Regions from separate parts of the Homo sapiens genome. Here region 1 is linked to region 2. Evidence: read pairs that join two places in POLR2A ChIA-PET (ENCODE). Cell type or tissue: MCF 10A. All regions are shown on one strand. Links, peaks and the distances in the headings refer to the core of each region. The heading gives the core; the rest is flanking DNA.

Evidence for each region. Peaks named below come from ENCODE experiments on the same cell type or tissue, not always from the same donor. Only the 100,000 strongest peaks of a DNase experiment are listed, where the experiment ranks them.
Region 1: POLR2A ChIA-PET joins it to region 2 with 5 read pairs; 1 of 35 experiments calls an interaction of 5 or more read pairs at or near these places.

What each region holds. Positions count from the first base shown.
Region 1 is chr22:26,349,302-26,359,133 of GRCh38, reverse strand. SEZ6L (seizure related 6 homolog like) reads right to left here. Exons shown (of 17, transcript NM_021115.5): 12 at 7,891-8,082. LOC124905096 (a long non-coding RNA gene) reads left to right here. Exons shown (of 3, transcript XR_007068038.1): 1 at 1-5,497; 2 at 6,372-6,433; 3 at 6,711-6,795. Among named protein-coding and RNA genes, the nearest start is that of ASPHD2, 75 kb to the left of the region's middle. In MCF 10A, for the core only: no CTCF peak of the experiment used is centred there; a DNase peak (open chromatin) is centred at 2,253.
Region 2 is chr22:25,396,654-25,406,485 of GRCh38, reverse strand. It overlaps the pseudogene LRP5L. Among named protein-coding and RNA genes, the nearest start is that of MIR6817, 54 kb to the left of the region's middle. RefSeq lists silencers at 919-1,348, 1,389-1,558, 2,110-2,404 and enhancers at 3,780-3,979, 5,230-5,409, 5,520-5,619, 5,780-5,839, 7,565-8,064. In MCF 10A, for the core only: no CTCF peak of the experiment used is centred there; a DNase peak (open chromatin) is centred at 5,405.

The DNA of each region.
Region 1 (9,832 bases), core at 346-5,345, 960 kb before region 2:
GAGTCAAAGGAATAGGAACTTGAATTTGAAACTGGAGGCCTGTGTCTGCTGCACCACCTTGAGTGAGTTGCTTATGTCTCCATACTCCATTTTTTTCTGCCCATAAACAGTCTGGACCTTAGCCGAGACATGGCTAGGCAGTGACATGTAGTCACACTTTGAAATAAGATCATCTAAGGCAGGTTTTCTCAACTTAGACAGGTTTTACATTTGGAATGGATAATTCTTTGTGGTGGGGGCTGTCCTGGGCACTGGAGGATATTGAGCAGCATCCTGGGCCCTGACCTGCTAGAAGCCGGTAGCACCCCTCTTCCCTGACAAGTTGTGACAACTCATAATTTCTCTAGAAATTGTATTTACACATGTCCCCTGGAAAGCAAAATCGCCTCTGGTTGAAAACCACTGGTCGAATGTTTTAAACAATTCGGGTTGCAACTGGTGTAACTCCAGCCGTTCTCTCCCAGGAATGCAAATGAATTGGACCGATGGCCTTATAGATCTACTCACGAACCCACTCTCGTTTCTGTTTTCTTTTTCTATTTTCCCCTCTCTTTAACAATAGAAGAAAATGTACATTTCTGGAGCACATTTGAACAAAAAGCTCGAAATCAAGTCCCCTAGTAATAGTTACAAATGGTTTGCAATATGCCCTACAAGCAGTGGAGCTTTGAAACAGAGTGGTGATTAGCAGCCAATGTTAACTGACGACTTGCTATGTGCCAAGCACACCATTCATTAAAAGCCTTTATATTTATGATTGGCATGTTCGTTTTTCAATCTTTTTGGTGAGAAAGCTGGCTTGTATAAAGTCATGGTGCTTGTAAGAGGCAGGGCTGGGGTACAAACCTGGACGTGCTGGTTTTTAGTGCTGTCCATTTAATGGTTCTGCTATAACAAAGGCCCTTCTTTTACCCAAATCCCCTAGGGTTATCATGGATTTCTGTGAGAGACCGCTTTCCCAGAGACAGAGATTTCTAAATGAGGACGGGAACTCAGCTAACACTGGACATGCTGGCCAAGATGTGGCCACAGGAGACGGCTCAACAGTGGAAGCTCCTACGGTGGCCACAGTCTGGCCACAGCACCTGTGGGCTCTGTCCAGGCTGGGAAATCCCTGTGTCTCGTATCCCAGGTGTTCTGGGCTCAGGGCTGTGAGAACCAGGGCCTCCCGGGGAATCGCTGTCTCTTAAGCAAGCTAAGTGGCTCCTGGAGAGCCACTCATAAAACCCTTGCCGGATTTGTCAGATTCTTTTTAGTTTTGGTGGTGTGGTTTATGTCTTTGGGATGGTTACCTCAGGAGTCATCCACCACGTCCTTATCAAAGAGGGGAAGTTGCAACAAAGCAGAGGTGTGATAAAGACCACATTCATTTTGCTAACAATATCAACGACAGTAATAGTAACATCATTTGTCGAGCCTCCTGGGCTTGGGGGATTCAAGGATCAACTGGAGACAATCCTAGCAGGTGAGTTATGTGTTTATTCTATATATATATTTTAAAATTCTTTCTCTTTCTTACTCTAGGGAATGTGATTCTACAAACATATAAACAGATCATTTCAATAAACTGCAGCAGCTGTGGTGACAGATGTCACTGTAGGTTCCATGGGAATTCTGAGGACAGAAACACAACCCGGCCTAGGAAATCAGGGAGGACTTCCTGGAGGAGGTGGTGCTGACGATTCATTGTGATTTCCTTCATAGACCTGTCTCTCCACCCTCCTTTCCAAATAGGCCCCAGGCTCCATGAGAATGTGGGTCATATCTGTTTATACCTTACTGTTTTTCCAGGGGCTAGTGCCAGGGTTCCCAAACTTTCACCAAGGTGACCCAGGATGCCACCAGGAACTCACAGGGGGTGCTGTGGGATTTTTAAAAAAAGTTCTGAGGGCCGGGCACAGTGGCGCATGGCTGTAATCCCAGCACTTTGAGAGGTCAAGGCGGGTGGATCACAAGGTCAGGAGACCATCCTGGCTAACACGGTGAAACCCCATCTCTACTAAAAATACAAAAAATTAGCCAGGCGTGGTGGCGGGCACCTGTAGTCCCAGCTACTCTGGAGCCTGAGGCAGGAGAATGGCGTGAACCCGGGAGGTGGAGCTTGCAGTGGGCTAAGATTGCGCCACTGCACATCGGCCTGGGCAACAGAGCCAGACTCCGTCTCAAAAAAAAAAAAAAGTTCTGAGGAAACACAATGATGTGTTGGACCCTTGTGAACTACCAGCTCAAGATAGTTCACCGTTTCAACATTAGATCACGTCACCTTTGTTTTGGTGATGACTCATCATTGCAAAGCTGGATTTTTTTGTGGTGCTCGTGCTAACTGTGACAAAATCAATGTGGAACAGGAAATTAGGGTGGCGAAGTCCCATCTGATCCTAACGTTTAAGAAGATTTGCACAGCCCAACGGGTATACACATCCTCGTAGCAGCAATTGTCATTATTATTATTATTATTATTATTATTATTATTATTATTATTATTATTATTTGAGACAGAATCTTGCTCTGTCTCCCAGCCTGGAGTGCAGTGGCATGATCTCAGCTCACTGCAACCTCCGCCTCCCGGGTTCCAGCGATTCTCCCGCCTCAGCCTCCCAGGTAGCTGGGATTACAGGCACGTGCCACCACACCCAGCTAATTTTTGTATTTTTAGTAGAGACGGGGTTTCACTATGTTGGCCAGGCTGGTCTCGAACCCCTGACCTCAGGTAATCTGCCCGCCTCAGCCTCCCAAAGTGCTAGGATTACAGGTGTAAGCCATCACGCCCAGCCAGCAATTGTCATTATTTAATAATAAAAAAAACCGTTTTTCTTTTAATGTATGTGCATTACTTTTTCAAATGGCTACTATGCTGTGAAGAGATAACTACTCATTCAGTTGTTTGTACCTAACTGTTTAATAAATGGAACTGGTATTTAATAAATGGAAATGGTATTTTGGCCTAGGAAATCTGTGAAAAAATTCCTGAGACACCAAGGGTGTCATGAGTTGAGAAAGTTTGGGAACCTCTGTCCTAGCGTGTGCCTGCATATAGGAGGCCTGAACAACTGAGTAAGCTGAATGACTGAGTGAGTTGCTCCCAACAATCCTTCTTGGTAAAGGGTATTATTTTCTTTCACAGATGGGGGCTCTGAGGCCCAGAGAGGGCAAGTTACTTGCCCAAGGTCACTCAGCAGAGCTGGAGGGTGTGTCTGACTTTGACACCCAGACTCTTCCCTTTATCTCTGCCTGACCTGTCTGTTCTTAAAGTGCCCTGGGGTAAATGGACTAGGATTAAAAAGATATGGCTTTCAGTCCCAGGGGACCAAACTATGGCTTTGGGCAAGTGACTGGGCAAGAGGCTGTAGACAACCAGAGCTTATACAGTTTTCTTTTCTTTTCTTTTCTGTTTCTATGTTGTTGAGACAGGGTCTCCCTCTGTTGCCCAGGCTGGAGTGCAGTGGCGTGATCTCTGCTCACTGCAACCTCCGCCACCTGAGCTCAAGTGATTTTCCTGCCTCGGCCTCCTGAGTAGCTCAGATTGCAGGTGCTCACCATCAAGTCTGGCTAATTTTTGTATTTTTAGTAGAGACGGGGGTTTCACCATGTTGGCCACACTGGTCTGGAACTCCTGACCGCAAGTGATCCTCCTGCCTCAGCCTCCCACAAGTGTTGGGATTACAGGCGTGAGCCACCTCACCACTGGGCCCAGGGGCTTATGCAGTTTTCTGTCTGCTTCATTAACTTCTTGGTGGATCTTTGTCCACTCTTAAGCACCAGAGGTTTGCCCAAAAGCTGAACTGCAGAGTGATGAGGTTGGGAAGATGCTTTTGGGTTTAGTCAGGCTTGAGTTAGAATTCTGTTCTTCCTTTCTGTTGTGTGACCTCAGGAAAGCTACTCACCCTCTCCAGTCCTTCTTTGCCTGCTTTTAAGTGGACAGGCATTCACCTGTGCGATTTCCGTGAGGGTGAAGAGTGTTAGTGTTGGGGAAAAGGTCAGCCTACTGAAGGGGCCCATCAAATGGGTGCTGTTCCCTTTGTTCAGTCGACAAAACGTTTCAAAGCTGTTTTATGTCTGACAACCTCAACCTTAAAAATGCCTTCAGAACCTAGACTGCATCCTCCCTCTTACTCAGGAGCCGCGCTGCCAGAATCGGACCATCTCTCGCCTCCTGCGTTATCTCCCATCAGCCTCACCCGCTTGTCACGTCGCTGCCACCACACGCAGGGCTCTTCTTCAGGCTTTTGGGAGTACCGCGTGTCTCCTGACACCCCGCGTGGCTCGTGAACTCATTAGCATGGGTGTAAGGGAAGCCGTCTCTACTCAGCACTGCAGATCCAATGCTGAGATTTCAGGGAAAAGCATTCCCGAAGGGAGGGAGGGAGGCTTGCGTCTTGGAAATCCAGCAGCAGCTGCCGCAGCTCAGAGGGTCTTTAGAGACTGGGTCTCATTGGTGAAGTGCTTTTTCTTTTTTAAAAAAATGATGCCTCCACCTTTCAGTATTTTAATAGAAGCTTTTATTTTAAGCTTTTCATCTCTGGGTCTCTGCAGCTGGAGTTACTAAAGTGGCTGCTTCTGATCGCTCTTGCAGTCACTAGAAGGAAATGGGAATGACACTGACGTCCTAGGGCTGCCCTTGACAAAGGACCACAAACCGGGAGGCTTAGGACAGCAGAAACTTCTTGGCTGGGAGGCTGGAAGTCCAAAATCAAGGTGTCAGCAGGGCCACACTCCCTCTGAATGCTGTGGGCGGTTGGGGGGGGTCCTTCCTTCGTGCTCCCTGGCTTGCAGCTGCATCACTCTAATCTCTCCCTCTGTCACCCTGTGGCCTTCTCTGTATCTGTGTCCCCATCTGTGTCCAGATTTCCCTCTTCTTACAAAGACACCAGTCATTGGATCAACACCCATCTTAATCCAGTGCGACCTCAGCTTAACTTGACCACATCTGCAAAGATTCTATTTCCAATCAAATCCACAGTTACAGATACTGTGGGTTAGAACTTTGAAGTTCTAATCAAGGTCACAGTTACAGATACCATGGGTTAGGATGTCAAAGACGCTACGTCCAATCAAGGTCACAGTTACAGATACCATGGGTTAGGATGTCGAAGACACTCTGTCCAATCAAGGTCACAGTTACAGATACTGTGGGTTAGGATGTCGAAGACACTGTGTCCAATCAAGGTCATGGTTACAGATACTGTGGGTTAGAACTTTGAAGTTCTAATCAAGGTCACAGTTACAGATACCATGGGTTAGGATGTTGAAGACACTGTGTCCAATCAAGGTCACGGTTACAGATACTGTGGGTTAGAACTTTGAAGTTCTAATCAAGATCACAATTACAGATACCATGGGTTAGGATGTCAAAGACGCTAGGTCCAATCAAGGTCACAGTTACAGATACTGTGGGTTAGAACTTTGAAGTTCTAATCAAGGTCACAATTACAGATACCATGGGTTAGGATGGCGAAGACGCTATGTCCAATCAAGGTCGCAGTTACAGATACTGTGGGTTAGGACTTTAACATATCTTTTGGGGATAGATTCAACCTATAACAGGAACCAACCAATGTGGATTTGGCCCAAGGTTCTGGGGCTTGGGGACCAAGTGTGGTTGTGGTTAAGGGGCTAGGTTTAGTATGTGTGTATAAATACACACATATGCATAGATTCACATATATATAGTGTCTAGAAATGTGTCTTACACATTCAATGAGCAATGATTCTTGTTATTTGTACTTCCCTCTGAATATCAGTTTCCTTAGTATATGTGTATATGCATATATATGCACATATGTACACACACTATATATACACACACATACACAAAAACACATGTTTACAGATATGTATAGTGTGCTTAGCAATGTGTCTTTTACATTCAATAAGTAACTATTGTTATTATCTGTACAATGGGGGCAGTTGCATTTTATCTCTAAGTCATCCTGCAGTTGTATTTTATCTCTCAGATTCCCTTCAGCTCTGAAATTCTGGGACTCTGACTAAAAAGACAGATGGAGACACAGGGCTGTGTGGTCCAAGAATCCCTGTTACTTGTGGAAACAGAATAATAAAGTGTCCCTTTTTGAGAAGAGAAAATAAGAACACAGAAATGGAAATTTTTCTCTCACAAGAAAAGGATCAGATGTTAAGGGAAATCTATGAAGCAAGCGCTTTGGGCCTAAAACTCTTCATTCTTTTGGGATCTGTAGAGTAAAGCCCTTCTGTGGGCTGGGGAAGCTGAATTTATGAACTAGCACACGGGAACTTGGCTTTGGCTGGCTCATGAATAGAGCAGAGAGGAAGGTCTCTTGTGAGTGTGAATTTGGCCATACTCTGTCTTCAACGACAGGCAACAGACATCTCCATTTTTGTTTTCCTGCCAGGAATCAAAGAGTTAATGCATGCGCCATTCTTAGAATGACACCTGGCCTACAGTAAGTGCTCAGTAAGTATCAGCCTATCCAATGAAAACGGACAAGGACTTTCCTGCTTTCTGGTTGCCTTTCTGCAGTTTGCTCGTCTAAATCGTAGAGTTGCTTGTTAGTGTGGTCATCAAAATTTGTGAAGCCTGTTTTAGGTACTTGTGAGAAGTCACAAAACATAGCCACTATAGGAGGTGGCCAAGTCTATAAATTGTACACAGTGTTACTCACATCAGATGTAGGGGAATTTATAATCAACTCACAGGAATTCTATTTTTTCTTTTCTTTTTTTCCCCCCAGAGTTAAATTCTTGGTTCTTCAACACTATCAAGACCTCACTGTGGCTTCTGGAGTTTGAACTGGCTGTATTCCTAATGGAGTTGTTCATAACACACTAATTTAAAATATTAGTGCAGCTGAGAGTTTCTAACCCCCAAAATACTGTGTAAGGCTCTGCTCCTTCCGTGTAACTTCATGCTTTCCTTATGCAATGACTGTGAACATTGTTTGTATATCAGAATCCCTAGAGAGCCTTGAAGTAGTATTCTTTTTTTTTTTTTTTTGAGGCAGGGTCTCGCTGTGCCACCCAAGCTAGGGTACAGTGACATAATCACAGCTCACTGCAGCCTTGACCTCTTGGGCTCAAGCAATCCTCCCACCTCAGCCTCCTGAGCAGCTGGGATAATAGGTGTACACCACCATGCCTGGCTAATTTCTGTATTTTTTTGGTAGAGACAGGGTTTCGCCATGTTGCCCAGACTGGTCTCAAACTCTTGGGCTCGAGTGGTTTGCCTGCCTTGACCTCCCACAGTGCTGGGATTACAGGTGTGAGCCACCACACCTAGCACAGTATCCTCTTCTTAAAATGAAATCAGTGAAGCCAGGGTGGTGGCTCATGCCTGTAATCCCAGCACTTTGGGAGGCCGAGGCGGGTGGATCATTTGAGATCAAGAGTTCAAGACCAGCCTGGCCAACATGGTGAAACCCCATCTTTACTAAAAATATAAAAATTAGCCAGGCATGGTGGCACGCGCCTGTAATCCCAGCTACTCGGGAGGCTGAGGCATGAGAATCGCTTGAACCCAGGAGGCGGAGATTGCAGTGAGCCAAGATGGTGCCACTGCACTCCAGCCTGGGTGACATAGTGGAATTCCATCTAAAACCAACCAACCAACCAACAAACAAACAAACAAACAAACAAACAAACAAAAAAACAAAGTATACTATGCTCCCAGGGCTACTTGAGGAAGAAAGAGTGAAATTTGGTAGAAGACTTAGAGCAACGCGTGATAAATTTACTGTAAATGTTATAGTATGTGTGCTCCCAATCAGTGTTAGGTACTGTTTTGTCATAGTAATGATAATAAAAGCCCCTGTCGAAAAGCAGAAGGCCTCCTAGCAGCCCAGCCTTCCATCATGAACAAGAGAAAGTGAATCTGCTTCTACCTACTGGGGGCCCAATTCATTAAACAGGACTCACAAACGCAGTGGGGCAGGCGAGACGTCCAGATGGGAGTCCCTGTTTCACGGCTGTAGCAGGTCAGAAGAGAACTCCCTTCAAGCACAAAACCGGGGTTGCAGGTGTATTGGATGGTGGTCCCCACCAGCAGCACAGGATCCGAAATTAAGCGGGTCGAGTGATCCACCTCTCCGGGGTCGGTGCAGTACATAACTACACGGGATGAAACCAGACCAAGAGGACGTCAGACCTCTGGATGACCATGGGTTTGCTGAGAATTACAGAATGATCTAGAAAGTTTCCTAACTTGGCCGGGTGCGGTGGCTCACGCCTGTAGTCCCAGCAATTTGGGAGGCCGAGGCGGGTGGATCACGAGGTCAGGAGATCGAGACCATCCTGGCTAACATGGTGAAACCCCGTCTCTACTAAAAACACAAAAAATTAGCCTGGCCTGGTGGTGGGCGCCTGTACTCCCAGCTACTCGGGAGGCTGAAGCAGGAGAATGGCGTGAACCCGGGAAGCGGAGCTTGAAGTGAGCCGAGATCGCACCACTGCACTCCAGCCTGGGCGACAGAGCGAGACTCCATCTCAAAAAAAAAAAAAAAAAAAGTTTCCTAACTCAGTTCTTTTCCTTTTTGGAAGATAATGTATCTTTTGTTGATAGGTGGCTGGAGAATAGGCCAGGAGAAAATAGCCTTGAATTTAATTCCTCTTTTAAGAATTTGCCCAAAGAGGTGGGGCACGGTAGCTCATGCCTGTAATCCTAGGACTTGAAAGGGAAGACAGAGGTGGATGAATCGCTTGAGCTCAGGAGTTTGAGACCAGCCTGGGCAACACAGCAAGATCCGGTCCCTACAAAAAATACAAAAATTAATGGGGCATGGTGGGGTACACCTGTTTTTCCAGCTACTCAGGAGGCTGAGGTGAGAGGATCGCTTAAGCCTGGCAGGTCAAGGCTGCAGTGAGCCATTATGGCACCACTGCACTCCAGCCTGGGCAACAGAGTGAGACCTTGCCTCAAAAAAATACATATAAATATATATATATATATATGTGTATATATATATATACACACACACACACATATATATGAATTTGCCCAAATAATTTGCATCAGGGTCCAAAGACCTATGTATAAGGTTGCATATTGCATTATTATTTGCGATTTTTTTAAAAAGGAAACATTGCAAATAGTTTAACAGGGAAAGAGTTAAATATCATGGAATAGCCATCCCATGAAATTCTGAGCAACTGCTAAAGAGAACAAAGTGAGGGGGAGCCTTCACTGCTTTCTCTGTAGTGCTGGAATGTAGTAAAATAAACTTTCATTACTTTTCACATTAAAAAATCAATATAGATAAAAGGAAAACAATAAACCAATTAAAAGAGAATAAACTGGACAACATGTATGATATGAAAAGATATCCACATTTCTGAGCTGAAAAAAAAGCAGATGCAGGAAGTTTGTAAGAATGGATCTGCTGGGTGCGGTGGCTCATGCCTGTAATCCCAGCTCTCTGGGAGGCTGAGGCCAGGAGTTTGAGACCAGCCTGGGCAACATAGCAAGACCCCTGTCTCTACAAAAAATTTTTAAAAATTAGCTGGGTGTGGTTGTTCACATCTGTAACCCCAGCATTTTGGGGGGCTGTGGTGGGAGGACTGCTTGAGCCCAAAACCTTGAGGTTGCAGTGAGCTATGATTGACATATGACAGATGACACATATATAGATGTCTATGTGTGACATGTAATGTATGTATGATGTGCATGTACACACACACACAATTGAAGCAATATAGAATAAATGTTTAACAGCAGCGTTGTTTCCAAAGAGTAACATCATCAAAGATTTTCACTTTCTATTCTATCATTTTACTACTGCCTGGGTACTATAAGTAAGCATCGTTACCAATGTAATTTTAAGATATGGCTATATATGTCTTTCAATGTCAAGACAGGAGATTA
Region 2 (9,832 bases), core at 3,024-8,023:
GACATTCTTCATGTTCTGTCAATGGGCCTTTTGTTGTTTTAATTTTGTCTTCTTGTTTTTGTCGGTCTCCCTTCCTAGAATTTAAACCCCATGAGGGCAGAGGCGTTCAGCCTCACGCCAGCCTGGCAAATTTGTCACAAATCTGGAGGAACGCACACGTTCGCGGGCACCCAGTTCTGTGAGGTATTGCAAGCCCTCTCTGAACCTGCAAGGTGGCCATTGCTGTTCCCACTTTACAAGGGAGGAAGGAGTGCCCGGAGAGGTTCTATTTAGACCCGCCAAGGGCACAGTCGTTCTAGAAAGTAGCAGATCGGGAGTTTGAACTTGGGCTTGCTGGTTCCAGAGCCCCTTCTGTGCCCCTTCCAGGCTGTGCCTGGGTGAGATTCTTCCCCTTCGAGCACCTCTTCTTCCTCGAGGGTTCAGTGGCTGAGCTGACACCGGTGGGCAAGAGGCCTTGGCCTGCTTGTTGAAGGACTCAAAGGTGGCGTCTGGAAGCCTGGCGGGACTTTTCCCCTGTCAGCCTAGAGGCACTTTTAGAGGAGCGTGTCTGTTTCGCAGTCTTCGTGTCTCATAATTCATAATTAAGGTAGAGAGTACACATTTAGTTTAAAGTAAAAATTCAAACCCACCTCCACTCCCAGCTGGCCAGCTTCATGCAGTTCTCTCCCTGTCCCCTCCTCTGCCCTCCACAGGTGAGAACAAGTGTCAGGGCCGCACCATGGGACCCCAGGCTTCCTGCCCTGAAACTGCCTCGCTGTGTGCCCTTGGGCAGCCCCGCCCCGTGCCTCAGTTTCCCCACTCATAGAGGCTCCACAGGTAACACACCGGGCTCCTGGCCCAGATCTGCCCCCGGGCCCCGCGGGGCGGAAACCCCGCGCCCCAGCCCCGCGCCGAGCCTCCCGGCGGCGCCCCCAGGGCAGGGCGAGGAGCGCGGGGAGGGGCCGCGGGGACCCGGGCCGCTGGGGCCGTGGGGCCCGCCCGGCCGCCGGCCGGCTCCCTGGGGCGCGGGCGGCTGCGTCAGCGGGGGGCGGAGACGCGGCGCTGCTTCCGCTCACGCGCGCCCTGCTCCCTCCTCCCAGTCGTCCTGGTCCGCGGCGCCCAACGGGGAAGACGAAGATGCAGGGACACGCGCGAGGAGCCGCCGCAGCCGCCGCCGCCGCGCTGTGGAGCCCGAGTGAGCGCGGCGCCAGCCCGTCCGGCCGCTGGACAACATGGAGGCTGCACTGCCCGGGCCGCCGTGGCCGCTGCTGCTGGCGCTGTGCGGCTGCCCGGCCCCCGCCGCAGGTAGGTGGGCGCGGGCCGACCCGGGACCGCGGGCTGCTAGTACAATGGCCCGGGCGGCCCCGCGACCAAGTGCACGGGCGCCACCGCCGCCTTGGAAGCGAGTTGGGGGCGAGTTGGGGCGCGCACCGGGGATCCCCCCGCCGTCCCTGCCCGGGCCATCCCCGGGGACGCCGCGTCCCGGGCCGGTGAGGAGGGCGCGCGGGCGGCGCCGGCCGGTCCTCACCTGCCCGCGCCCGTAGGAAGCCAGGAGCCGAGCCCGCGCTGGGCCCGTGTGGCCCGGGCCGGGCACCAAGTTGGGACTTGGGGCCCGGAGGCGGGCCTGGCCCGGGAAGCCGGTTCGCGACTCTGTTTCCAGCGGCCGCGCGGCCGGCCCGCGTGCTCCGAGGACCGGCTGAGGTTGCAGCGAGAAAGTTCTGAGCCCGGGTGCGGGGCTGCCTGGCCGGTGGCGCTGCCCCTGTGAGCCGTGGCTGTGGGTTTCCAAGCGGACTGACACATGCCAGGTGCCGGGGCGACCCGAATGCCCCTTGTGGCCGCCGGGGTCCCAGATGGTGTCCCTCCCCGGGTCGGCTGCCCGGAGGGGGGCGGGGGGGGTGGTGACATGGTCCCAGAGCGCGGGACAGTAGGGGAGGCAGGTTCGTGCCTCAGTTGTACTCTCCAGTGGGGAGAGAGTAAGGCCGGGCAACTTTGTCTCCAACTTTTGGTGTTTCCCAAGGGGTGGAGTTGAGGTCAGGAGGACTCAGGACACTTAAGCAGTTTGTGAAACGCTACACATGTTCTTTTAATTTGGAGATGGCCATGTGGTTTTTGAAGCAAGCCTCTTGCTGCCTAAATCATTCTCTTCGGATGTGCGTGTTTTGCTTTTCTGGAGTATGGCCAGCCAAGTGGCACGGCCCGCAAGTGCCTGTGCACGCCTGGGCTCCTGTTCTGTTTGTGGCAGTTTAGCTGGGAGGATCTTGGGCCCCTTTGTCTGTGCCTCCTTAAGGCAAACAGCTGTCTCCTTGAATATTTCCAGTGTGGATGGTGCAGGGGGGTGGCCGTGTAGTCTGTTCCCCTGGGCTGCAGCCTCTCTTCTGGAGGTGTAGGGGGCAGCGGGGAACAGGAGGAGCTTGGCCTTTGTTTCAAGTCCTCCTACCTCTGACCCAAACCTAGAGATTCTGTGGACAGTTTCACCCCAAATTTGCCTCTCTCAGGAGCGTGTTTACATTTTGGGGCCTTGTCGGGAGCTAGCAAAACAAGGTGAAGACAAAACAGCGACAGTATCTGGGGAGTACAGGCCAGCACCGTTCCTTTTTCCGGAAATGCGTGGGTCAAGGAGGCAAAAGGGGTTTTGAGGAAGCTGTTTGTTTTAAAGGGGGAGTTTCTAGGCTGACCACGTTTGCCTTTCACCTCATTGCAGTTTGGGTTTTGTGCACGTTTTAGGTGATGTTGCTGGAATCAAATGTCTGTCGTTCATGTGGTTGGAGCCCCTAAGGAGAAAGAACTACAGCTGTGGAGTTCAGTTGTATGTGAGGCAAAAATAGAGTTGATTATTTTAACATTAGGCAGCAAGGCCTGGGAGCCCCAGCAAATGTGGTGATCCAGTCCTAAAATAAAAGGAAAAGGAGGAACGGTTTTGATGTTATGTCCCTGATTTTCTGTGTGAGATACATGCCTCGGACTTCAGCGAAGCCAGTAAGTGGGCAGCTAATTATTTTTCCTGATTGCTTCCTGTTGCAATTGGAAGCTGTGAACCCACGGAAATGGCTTTGTTCTAGTGGTCCCAGTGCTGAGAACCTCCCCAGCTTCCAAGCCCTAGGCCTCTCTCCTCGGGGCCCAAGTGCTTATTCCAGGACCCGCCTGTCTAGGCACCCCCTTTCACCCTGGAGTTTCCTCCTGTAGATGCCCAAGGCCAAGGCCAGCAGGGCTGAGTGGGGTTAACTAAGGGCTGTGTGGGGCACCCTGAGAGAGTCCCCTCTAAAGCAGGGCCCCTTGGCGTTGAACTTCCCTTGTTCAGTTCCAAGAAATTCCCGGGTGAACCCGAGCCAACATTTGTTCAGCACTTTTCTGGGGAGATCCACCTCGTGCTTCCTGTCGTTTTTGGAATCCGTTTAATTTCAGCGGCACTGTGTCACTGCTCAGGCATTTAGTAGAACTCACACACAGAGATGGGGGGTGAAGGTGCAGGCAGGTGAGGCCTCCGAGTTGCTTTCTCCCTTGCAGCAACGGGTTGCAGGGCTGATAGGGGGTTTTGGGGTCAGACCCACCTGGATTTACATGCTCAGTAGCTGTTTGACTTTGGGCACCATACCTAGTTTCTGTCATCTTGCCTCGCTCCTCTCCCAGGCCTTGGGAAGCCCTTAGTGCCCTGTGTGAGACCTTTAGCCCCATCCCTGGCCCAGGCTGGGGACTGGCAGCGGCAGTGCTGCAGTGGCAGTTGTATGTAGGAGTCCTTGATCTTTCTGGCCCTGGCCGGTCTAGAGGCTGTTATTACAATAGTCTGTGTGACCTTGGACATCCAGTCCACTGACCACCTCACTCACTCACTGCTGCAGCCCTGGGGGGCAGGAGTAGTTAGCACTGTGGACAGAGCCCCTGTGTCCAGAGTCTGATCCCAGCCTGGCCGCTTGCTGTGCTGGGAAGCTTGAGAAGCTGACGCTACCTTTGTGTGCCTCAGTTTTCTCAGCTGTAAAATGGGGATAAGAATCCTTCCTACCATGAATTCAGTGAGTGAACGTGCACCTGGCCCAGTGTAATGCTGTTGCTGTTTCGCTTTGGTGTCTGCTACTGTGTGAAGTGCTGGGGTTGAATGTGATAGAATGGCAAATAAGGCCCCTCCGCTGTAGGCAGGGCTTCCCGTGTAGAGGGGAGGAAGGGAAACAAGCTGTGCAGCTATGCAGAGATGGGCCCAGGGGTGCTCCTTCACCCTCGGGGCGTCCTGTGAGAGGTCCTTAGAGGCCAGATCATGCTGTGGAGTCTCACTGTGATCCAGAAGGCAGTGGAAGCTACTGGAAGGCTTTAGGCAGGACTGATAGGAAATGAAAGCTGAAGCCAGACCTTTCCTAGGTGAAAAGTGTCAAGTTGATCTTTTTTTTTTAATTGAGGTGAAACTTACATGATATAAAATTAAAGTATACAAGGCAGGCATTTAGTACATCCACAGTGCTTACAACCATCACTTCTATGAAGTTAGAAGAGATTTCCATCACCCCAAAGTAAAACCCATACCCATTGCACAGTGACTTCTCGTTCCCTCTCCCCCGACCCCCTGATGAGCACCAGTCTGCTTTCTGCCTCTATGGCTCTGCCTGTTCTGTGCATTTTGTATGAAGGGAATCATACAATACATCGTTGTTTTTTGTGGCTGACTTCCTTGGTTACTGTAATGTTTTCAGGGGTCATCCAAGTAGTCCCAGGTATGGGTGTTTCAGCCTTTTTTTTTTTTTTTTTTTTGAGATGGAGTCTTGCTCTGTTGCCCAGGCTGGAGTGCAGTGGCACAATCTCGGCTCACTGCAACTTCTGCCTCCTGGATTTAAGTGATTCTCCTGCCTCTGCCTCCCAAATAGCTTGGATTACTAATGGGTGCTCGCCACCACACCCAGCAAATTTTTGTATTTTTAGTAGAGACGGGGTTTCACCATGTTGGCAAGGCTGGTCTTGAACTCCTGACGTCAAGTGAGCTGGCAGCCTCGGCCTCCCAAAGTGCTGGGATTACAGGCGTGAGCCACCATGCCCGTCCTATTTCAACCCTTTTTGTGGCTGAATAATATTCCATTGTGTGGAGGGACCACATTATATTTGTCAGTTCATCCACTGATTGGATTGATATTGGTTGGTTGTGTCTCCCAGCCAGCATGAACAGGGCTCATGCGTCCTGGTGGAGGTGGCTGGTGGGAGGATCTGGCCTGAGACTCTCCTGCTGAGTGAGGTTCAGGAATGAGCCAGGTGATGAGAATGAGCTGGGTAGTCAGTGTTGGCCTCTGAGAGGAGGGGCCTGGGCCCTGAGAGGAGCCCTGGGAGGGCAGGGTGAGGGCCAAGTTCAGGTTACAGAAGCTGTGAGACAGCCGGACATTTGTGGTTTGAGGCCTTGGAGACAATGCGCTCTCCAAACAGGGAGTCTGTTGGGGAGGCCCTGGCAGGAGCTGGGGCTGCATCCAGCCCCTTGGCTTGGTGGCCTCGTTCACTTATTTGTTCAGGAAGCAGCAGGGTCTGGGCTCCATGCCAGGCCACCCTGGAAGGCTGTCCTGGGGCAGCGCAACCCAAGCATGAAGGGCGGAGGCGGCTGTGGCTTGCTACGAGCTGGCGCCAGGGACCCACTGGCTGGCTCCAGCTGCTCTCTGCATTCTCTTCAGCTCTGGAGAGCTGTGTGCCGGCCCTCAGCCTGAGTTTCCTCATCTGCAAAATTGGGACGATGGTGTCCACCTTGCCGGTGCTGGTGGGGTCCCAAGAGCTGTTGTCTGGGGTAAGGGAGCTGGGGGCCAAAAGCTCATGCCCTGGGGCCCCAGCTGTCCTTTGAAGAGTACCCTGAGGGTGTGACTGAGAGCCAGTCCCCAGCACCCTTGTCCAGATGGGGACCAGGAGGTGGGTGAAGGTATTTGTGGTCTGAGCTCTGTGCTGGTTGCCCCCGAGGGGGCCTAGAGCCCTGCGTTAAGAGCAGAGCCCAGCCGGGCACGGTGGTTCACGCCTGTAATCCCAGCACTTTGGGAGGCCGAGGCAGGCAGATCACAAGGTCAGGAGATCGAGACCTTCCTGGCTAACACGGTGAAACCCCATCTCTACTAAAAATACAAAAAACTAGCCGGGCGTGGAGGCAGGCACCTGTAGTCCCAACTACTCGGGAGGTTGAGGCAGGAGAATGGTGTGAACCCGGGAGGCGGAGCTTGCAGTGAGCCGAGATTGGGCCACTGCACTCCAGACTCGGGGACAGAGTGAGACTCCGTCTCCAAAAAAAAAAAAAAAAAAAGCAGAGCCGGATGCTGGCCCTATCCCTTCTTGCCCCACCTGGTTAAATGGGGGCTGCCTTCCTGGGTTGGGAGTTGGGGGGGACTTGTGCCCCTAAGCCATGCAGAGACATGTGCAGACGGGCCGCTCTTACACATGCGGGTGGCCATCCATGGTCCCTGCCCATTTCCAAGGCCCTTGTAGTGGTCCCTGTGCTCCAGGTCCAGTCTCTGGTTTCCAGTTTGTCATGGTTTGCCTGTCGCCTTGTAGGGGGCAGTTGACGCTTTGCTGGCCTGGCTCATGGTGTGCCAGAGCCTGTGGCTGCTGCGCAACTGTGCCTCTTGCTCTCACAGTGGCAGGAGCCTCATATTCTGATTGAGCCTGATGGGCTGGAGGATCCTTCACAGGGTCACTGTTCTCTGTCCCTCGTGCTTGGGATCTCCTGCCGTGGACCCCCTGGGAGGTTGTCTTGCGGGTGGGGAGATTGTGCTTTCTGGGTATTTTCTTTTTTTTTTTTTGAGACGGAGTCTGGCTCTGTTGCCCAGGCTAGAGTGCAGTGGTGCGATCTCAGCTCACTGCAAGCTCCACCTCCTGAGTTCACACCGTTCCTCTGCCTCAGCCTCCTGAGTAGCTGGGACTACAGGCACCCGCCACCAAGCTTGGCTAATTTTTTGTATTTGTTTTTTTAGTAGAGACGAGGTTTCACCTTGTTAGCCAGGATGGTCTCCATCTCCTGACCTTGTCATCTGCCTGCCTCGGCCTCCCAAAGTGCTGGGATTACAGGCGTGAGCCACCGTGCCTGGTCGCTTTCTGGGTATTTTCTTATTTGCTCTATTGAAGTGTATTTAATTTAATATGTATATTTAAAACATCTGTTTTTAGTTTGCCTTATTGTAATATTTTTTGGAGATTTAAATTTTTTTTTTTTGAGACGGAGTCTCACTCTGTCCCCCAGACTGCAGTGCAGTGGTGCGATCTCGGCTCACTGCAAGCTCCGCTTCCCGGGTTCATGCCATTCTCCTGCCTCAGCCTCCCGAGTAGCTGGGACTACAGGCACCTGCCACCACGCCCGGCTAATTTTTTGTATTTTTTTAAGTAGAGACGGGGTTTCACCATGTTAGCCAAGATGGTCTCAATCTCCTGACTTCGTGATCCGCCCGCCTCGGCCTCCCAAAGTGCTGGGATTACAGGCAGGAGCCATCGCGCCCAGCCAAGATTTAATTTTTTTTTTTTTTTGAGTCTTGCTCTGTTGCCCAGTCTGGAGTGCAGTGATACAATCACTGCTCACTGCAGCGTCTACCTCCTGGGCTGAAGCAATCCTCTCACCTCAGCCCGCAAGTAGTTGAGACCACAGGTGTGTACCACCACGGCCAGCTAATTTTATTTATTTTTTGTAGAGACAGGGTTTCACTATGTTGCCCAGGCTGGTCTTGAACTCCTGGGCTCAAGTGATCCACCCACCTCAGCCTCCCCAAGTGCTGGGATTACAGGTATGAGTCACTGCCCCCAGCCTTAATGTAATTTTTCTTGTGGTTAAACTGAAGTGAAGGTTCACTCAAAGAGGAAAGTGGTTTTTAGCCTTTCTGAGGCCTCGAGGGCCCCTTCAAGCGTATGATAATGGTTCCTCTCCTGAGAAGGTGCCTGGTGGGGGCGGCACAGGCTCCACTCCACTGCATTGCAAGAATCCAGGGCCCCGCAGGGCTCAGAGCCCCGCTCCCAGTCTCCTTGTGGGGCATTGGGGGGCACTCACCTTCTGAGTGCCTCAGTTTCCCTTTTTGTAAAATGAAACCAGCTGATTCCAATCTCTATGGACTCTTCTAGCACAGGGCTTCACATTTTAGTTCCTTCAGGATCCTGAGGCCTCTGGACCGCTAGGGATTGAGGGTACCCCCAGAAGAGGTGCTGCTTCTGTGCCCTCTGTCGCCCAAGCTGGAGTGCAGTGGCACAGTCTCGGCTCACTGCAACCTCCGCCTCCCTGGTTCAAGAGATTCTCATGCCTCAGCAGCTGGGACTACAGGTGTCCGCCACCATGCCCAAATAATTTTTGTATTTTTAGTAGAGACGGGGTTTTGCCACGTTGGCCAGGCTGATCTCGAACTCCTGACCTCGAGTGATCTGCCTGCCTCGGCCTCCTAAAGTGCTGGGATTACAGGCGTGAGTCACCGTGTCCAGCCTGCCTGGCTAATTTTTAAAAATTTGTTGTCGAGATGGGTGTCTTGCTTTGCTGCCCAGTCTGGTCTTGAACTCCTGGCATCCAGCTATCCTCCCACGTCAGCCTTCCAAAGTGTTGGGATTACAGGCATGAGCCACTGTGCCCAGCCTATTTTATTATTATTATTTAATTTTATTTTTTCTCACTATTGCCCAGGCTGGCCTCCAACTCCTGGGCTTGAACGATCTTCCCACCTCAGCCTCCTGAGTAGCTGGGACTGCAGGCATGTGCCACCACACCCTACTTTGTACTTTTACTTTCATATCTTTGCTCTTATTAAAAGCCAAGTGCTATTTCATAGTACACAGGTGCACTTTACAGCATTTACTTGATTGAGTTTTCCCAGGCTTCATTACTGTTACAAGGCATGCTTGCTCGTGTGTCTCTGCATGTGTATAAGTGTTTTTATAGGAAACATTCCTAGTCAAAGAGTGTGTCCATTTAGGTTTTTAAATATATTGATGCCGGGCACAGTGGCTCACCCCAGTAATCCCAGCACTTTGGGAGGTTGAGGCAGGAGGATTACTTGAGTCCAGGAGTTCGAGACCAGCCTGGGCAACATTGGGAGACCCCCATCTCTACAAAAAAATTAAAAATTAGCTGGGTATGATTGCACACTCCTGTAGTCTCAGCTACCTGAAAGACTGAGGTGGGAAAATCTCTTGAGCCCAGGAGGTCAAGGCTACATTAAGCCATGATCATGGCACTGCAACAGATCTAGCCTGGGCAGCAGAGCGAGACCCTGTCTCAAATACATACATACATACCTCCTAAAAGGCTGTACCAATTCATACCTGCAAGCATCTATGAGAACATACACATTCCTATATCCTCTCTGATGCTGGCAATTACCAGATTTTGGTTTTTTGTGTTTTCTTTGGTCCCAATTTGGTTAAAAATTATAACACCTTTTGATTTGCACAACCCTCATTTCCGGTTTATTGGTATTTACTTTTCTGCAAATTGCCTACACTTATCCATCTTTCTATTGTTTTTCTTTCTTTTTTTGAGACGGAGTCTTGCTTGTCTCCCAGGCTGGAGTGCAATGGTGCGATCGCCATCTTGGTTCACTGCAACCCTTGCCTCCCGGATTCAAGCCATTCTCCTGGCTAAGCCTCCCAAGTAGCTGGGACTACAGGCATGCGCCACCACCCCCAGCTAATTTTTATATTTTTAGTGGAGACAAGGTTTCACCCTGTTGGCCAGGCTGGTCTCGAACTCCTGACCTCAAGTGACCTGTCCACCTCCCAAAGTGCTGGGATTACAGACGTAAGCCACGGTGCCTGGACTGTTTGTCTTTTTCTCATTGATTTGTGGGAGGTCTTTATTTGGTGTGGACTTTAATTCTTTGTTCTGTTTGTTTCACGTTTCACTGCTGGTCTTTGGCTAGTCCTTCATCCTTGTTTCTGGTGGTACATT